Regions from separate parts of the Homo sapiens genome. Here region 1 is linked to region 2. Evidence: chromatin loops called from intact Hi-C (ENCODE). Cell type or tissue: natural killer cell. All regions are shown on one strand. Links, peaks and the distances in the headings refer to the core of each region. The heading gives the core; the rest is flanking DNA.

Region 1 (2,920 bases), core at 231-2,730, 110 kb before region 2:
AGGATTCCCTGTGTAATTTGACAATTAGCAAAATGAAAATGCACATCTTACCAGTCACTTGTTGGAATGTATCTTACAGAACTACTAGCATGGGTATATAAAGATATAGGGACAAACAAATTTATTATAGCACTTGTTGAATAAATTATGGTTCGGCAGCAGTGGTTTACTACCAGTCATTTCACAAGGTTTGAATAGATGTGTTATATTAAGTGAAAAAAGCAATGTGCAAAAAAATCTTGTGCAGTGTGCAGTCTTATTAAGAAACACTGTACATGTGTGCATGTGCCTATATGTAATTGTATAAACAGAGGAAAACAGTCTGAGAGGACAGTGGATACATTTGAGTGCTGAAGTCAGAAATAAGAAAGGATTCTCACTTTTTAATTTATATCCTTCTCAAAAAGGTAGAAGTGGTGGGATTGTGGGTGATTTTTACTTATTTATTTTTTGTGCCTTCTTTATGTTTTCCCAAATTTCCTATAGAGAACCTGTGTTCTGTAAATGAAGCTTTTATGATTAAGCTTCATTTCTGCCTGGGAAGCAGTGCAGTGTAGAGGCTAAGCCTATGGGTTCCGAAGTCGGAATACCTGGGTTTACATTCCAGCTCTACATCTATGCAGGGGATGATGATTGTGGATGAATGACTTCGCCTCTGTGTGCCATAGTTTCCTCTTCTGTAACATGGAGGTACTAACAGTATTCCAGTCCATGAGACTGTTGGGAGTATTGCGTGAGACCCTTTGTGTAAAGGGTGTGGTCAGGGTGTAGGAAGTGTTGGCCATTATTATTGGATGTGGAAAGATCAAGCTCAGGGGCACAGGTAGACAGATTGATGTGAGCAAAGGGCTATGCTTTCCTCGTTTTCCTCTGAGACTGGAGAGAAAGAGCCCAACTGGCGGCAGAAACAAGCTGCTGCAAAGAGGAGAGTAGAGGCTGGACTTGCTCAGGTTGCTTTTCTTCTCTTGTTAGAGAACAGGAGAGAGAGCCACAGGGAGAAGATCTGGAATGACCTTTTGTTTCAGTTCCTGCCCACCTTTCTTGTGGTCCAGCAGTCATTTCCTTTCTTCTGCAGGCCTTATTCCTGCCCAATTCTCTGGGAATGGAGAATGAATGTGTGCGCCAAGGGCCTGTCCTCACCCCTTTCCACTGAGAGGTAGGGACAAGGGATTCCACTTTTCCTTCCAAGTTTTGAAATCCCCTAAGCAAATCCTGTCCAGGCTGGACCCGTCACAGTATTTCATCAGCTTCCTCCATTCTGAGGCTTGGACAAATGATTAGACACCAGGAGCTGGGTTCTGCCCACAGCGGAAATTGGTTTCTCAGAATTTACTGTTTGACGCTAAAGCCTCGGTTGCTGAAAATGACTCATGGCTCCATTTGTGATTCGTTTTCAGATAAATCACAGGCCAGACAATCCAGTGTATTTGAAAGCCACAGTGGCCGATTCAGGGTCTCAGCATGTTTAGGCTCTTTGACTTGACTGGTTAATGTACCAGGAAAGGCCTGAAGTAGGTAAAAAGGGTCACCTGTTGGTCATATAAAGACAACTATACACCGAAAAACAAGTGAGCATTATGGGAGCTTCATGTCTGAGAGCAGCCTTCCCTCATGTTAGCTTAGATGGCAGCTATGCCAGTTTGCTCTTGAGATCAATCACAGCTCTAAGAATTCAGGTGCAGACACACATGCATTGTCACTATCCAAGATGCTTCAGAGCATCTTGGCCACATCCAAGATGCTTCAGAGCATCTTGGCCACATCCAAGATGCTATGGCCTCAGTCATGACAGATAGCTTCACCTCCCACATATTTCTGTTCCCCTCACCTTTGCCCTCTGCTCCCTGCCCCTAAGCTCTCATGGGAGACTTGCTTATATCTGATACCTAAGATATCTTTGCCTTTCCAAGCCAGTGCCTGCTCTCCCATGGATGGTGTTTTTATGTTGCTTTTCTGATTGGCTAGCTCCAAAACATTCTGCATGACCCCATTCAACTATAATGTGCTCTGTAATGCCTTTCTAGAGCCTTCTATGCAGAATTGATTACCTTTAACTTGGTCCCTCCTAACACTGTTCATACTTATCTCTCTTATTTTCTTTTACCATTTATTTATTGTCTATACTTATTTCTCTTACTGTAGTTTGTTATATAGGTGACCAGCAGTCCTCAAACTTTAGTGGTCATAAGAATTTAAAAGCAGCAGAATCAATAAGAATCTATTAAACACCTATGATATGCAGGCCCAGGATTGAGAAAACAGTGTACTACTATTCCACCTAGGATTGGGAAAATAGTGGAATACTATTCCACCTAGGATTGGGAAAATAGTGGACTACAATTCCACCTAGAATTGGAAAAATAGTGGGCTACTATTCCACCTAGGATTGGGAAAATAGTGGGCTACTAAGTGGACTGGGTCTCAGCATCTTATGTTATTGTGTCTCCTCCCCAAGATGAGCTCTCTGATCTGCTATCTCTACCATGGAGGCTGGGAATCTTCATGAATTATTAATAATAACCCTGCATGATTCTGATTCAGGTGGTTACAGACACATTCTTTGGGTAATGGTGTAGTAGATTCACAGCCTGTATTAATATAATAAATATCATTTATAAAATGCTGTGGTATATATTTGAATCCAAGTGCTTTGAGCCTAGTGTATGAGAACTAGTCAGCTAGCTAGTGAGTTAAGCTAATTGATCACCTAGGACCCTCATTTCAGTAATAGCTGTGGCTCTCTATTAATCTTTGAATAAATGGTGTAGCAGTTCCTAAACCAGTATGCGGGGCAACTCAATGCTACAGGATGTTAATAGGTAAGCCACAGACAAAGTTAAACCTAAATATGTTTTCTTAATGTAGCATTTGTCAGAGCTTACAAAAAGCTATGCACATTGTGACTTTCCATGAGGAAATG
Region 2 (2,920 bases), core at 226-2,725:
CTCAATTAAAAGATACAGGAAACCATTTTGATACAGAGATTTTCATTTCAGATTTTTTTTCTTTGCTTAGCTTGTTTCCCCCTGTGTAGAATTGTAACAGATCCATGTGTTCCAATTATTTTCTTTTTTAGGATTATATTTCACACATTTGGGGGCCTTTTTTGTACAAATATTGGCATGTAATAAGGAAAAATTGCCCATGATGCTGAGATAATACCAGTGTTTTTAGTGGTAGAAAATATTATTTTTTTATAAACCATATCTAAATATCTTGAGATAAAAATTCCCCTTTGACTTTTTTTCCTCTCCCTTGTTTGGCAAATTCCATTTTAAAATTATAAATTGCTAAAAAATGTCCTTTCCATACTATTTCTCTCTTCCTTGTACTCATCCTAAGAAGTCTTAAATCTGGAACATTTGCTTTTATCTTATCTATCTGTTTCCTGGCTACTAGAAAGAAATTTTTTTAGCACTCATATCACCCTACCATGAAGGTCTAAATGTAAGATGACTGTAGGACTTGAAACAAAAAAAAATTAAAAAGATCCACACTCATTCTTTGATTTTGAAGCAAATGTCTTTCCCTATTTCTAAAGATATTTGTGATTGTTTAACTTAAAAGTGAGAATTGACAATCTAAAAGCATCTCTATCCTTTTGAAACAGGTCCAGATTGGTTTATTTCCTAAAATGTGGGTCAGTTTGGAAAGTGGCCATTTGATGGGCCAGGAACATAGCAATAAACAACTACCTCTTTGCTCCTCCAGATTAGATCTCCCACTCCAATCCAGCTTCTTCCTCTTTCCACAAAATAATTTGTCAACTATTTTAGAATGTGACATATTTGGGAAGGATAAATGTACAGTAGGAATATGTCTACTGCTATGCAAACCTGGCTGGTCCATTTTGTCATGGACTACAATGATTATATCACCTCATTAAGAATTCTTTAGGGATCCTCCACCTCCTCCCCCACTCCCTTTTTTTTAAGAGACACTTCCTTTACAGGGAAAGGATGATAGACTCCTCAGGGTTTCAAGTCACCTGCAGCTTTTTCTCTACATGTTCTACCAAAAGAAAAGGTGGATTCTAACCCAATTGCTTAGCATTTTACATGGCAAATCAGCATTAAGGCAAATGGGTCTCTCTCAGATTTGAGAAACAGAAAGCTACACGTGGCCCATAATGGCACCTAAGATCAACTTTTCAGGCGGTATTAGTGAAAATTCTTCCTACTTTGCTAAATTTGAACAAAGACACTTTCAAATCTACTGTGAAACAGTTTAAAATATTTTAAAGTGGCTTTTGGCCTTCTTTCATTTGTAACATGTATTGAGTGATTTCATGTCATTGTCTCCTAGCTTTAAGAGTTTTTTTCTTAAGGTCAATCTTCTCTTTTCATTTTATGGGTGGAATCACTTGTTTTCCAAAATATCAAAACAATTCCATGACATAGTTAATTAATGCTCCCTCTATTGGTGGTAAGTGGAAATATTAGTCTTACAACACTGCTATTTTAAAAAGCAAAATTAGCAATAGAAAAATGAACTTACTTTATCTCGGAAGCTGTTCCTCACTAACTGTTAAAACAGATCAGTTTTGGACATACAGTTCTTGGCAGGACTCCTCTTAGAAATCACAATAGGTTACACTTAATAGTCAGTTAACCACCCAAGTTTACATTAAAACTTCTAGCAAAATATCCACTGAATTAAGCACTGTGGGACCAAATCAAACTCACAAACACTTCAGTTACACTAACCTTACAAAGCATCACAAAGAACTTATGAAAAAGATCCAAGTTAACCAAATGTCTAAAATATATGAATAAAACCAATTTAGTCATTACAGAGTTGTTTGTGTTGGAAGATTTTCCCTCGTTTGCTGCACAGTTTTTGTAAATAAAATGCTGACAGGAAAATTAGAAGGAAAATTAAATTAAAATGTAATGTAATTTTGAAACTAAAATACGCTCTCCTTTCTTCTTTTTAAAACTGTAGTTTGGTGTTTTGCTTTGTTTAAAGATTTGCTTTCCCCTAAGTATGTTAAAATATGCCCAGCAATGAAATCACTTTGGGAGTTTCAGCTAGGTTTAAGAATTCCTATATTTGAGCTGGAATCCCTTCAGGACACTGTCTATAATGAAAATGTCTCTATTATAACACCTTGATCAGGACCGAGGAGAGAAATCCCTACTAGGAAGAGAGAGTGGCATCTGGTATGATGCAATAGATTGGTGGTCTTTTGAATGGTGGCTGTTGGCATCTGGGAATTTTTTTGTTAATTTCCCTAAAACCTTTCGAAGAAGCAAGGGTTAATTCGTCATCTAAAGAATGATCATCTTATTCAGCCCTCTTAACCATGGTGGAAACAGTCAGAAGGTGATATTTGGAAGGAAAAAAGTAATTTTGGCATCAATGCATCTTGATCTATAACAGGCTTCTCATAATGATGCTCTTTGTAGTTGGGAAGGGTGAGGAGCTATGGCAGAGTTTTGTGAACTCCTCTTCCTGGCTGATCACAAAAGAAAAGACCCCATTTATCAAGACTTCTAGACTATTAGTGTTTCACTAAGAAAAAAAGTAAAGTCAATAGAAATTCTAGAATTGTAAGATCTCAATGAAATTTTGGAGAAGCAAGCAATCTCTTTCTGAAAGATAAAGTCTCTTCCATGAAAAAGAACAGAATTCTAGATGAATCAGTTGAAAAAATTATTCAGTGGGGCAACTTAAGCTTGCTAAAGTCAAAGAACTACATATCAAAATACAAAGCAGCAATTCAAATTACAGCAGGGATGGGCTGGCCACAGAGGCCCTCATCAACCCAGGCAATACTTAAAATAATAAAAATTAAGAAAAATTAAAAAAAATATGAAGAAAATATCCTTCCTCTCTTTCAAATATAACTTTAGTTGCCTTTTA

The links. Peaks named below come from ENCODE experiments on the same cell type or tissue, not always from the same donor. Only the 100,000 strongest peaks of a DNase experiment are listed, where the experiment ranks them.
Region 1: it touches region 2 in a loop (3-fold over the local background); 6 of 110 quality-filtered maps call a loop at or near these places.

What each region holds. Positions count from the first base shown.
Region 1 is chr3:114,220,409-114,223,328 of GRCh38, forward strand. No RefSeq gene overlaps it. Among named protein-coding and RNA genes, the nearest start is that of ZNF80, 16 kb to the right of the region's middle. In natural killer cell, for the core only: no CTCF peak of the experiment used is centred there; a DNase peak (open chromatin) is centred at 1,333; H3K27ac peaks cover 2,273 bases.
Region 2 is chr3:114,334,837-114,337,756 of GRCh38, forward strand. ZBTB20 (zinc finger and BTB domain containing 20) reads right to left here. Exons shown (of 12, transcript NM_001348800.3): 12 at 1-2,920. Among named protein-coding and RNA genes, the nearest start is that of ZBTB20-AS1, 16 kb to the right of the region's middle. In natural killer cell, for the core only: CTCF peaks have their summits at 1,487 and 1,687; a DNase peak (open chromatin) is centred at 1,458.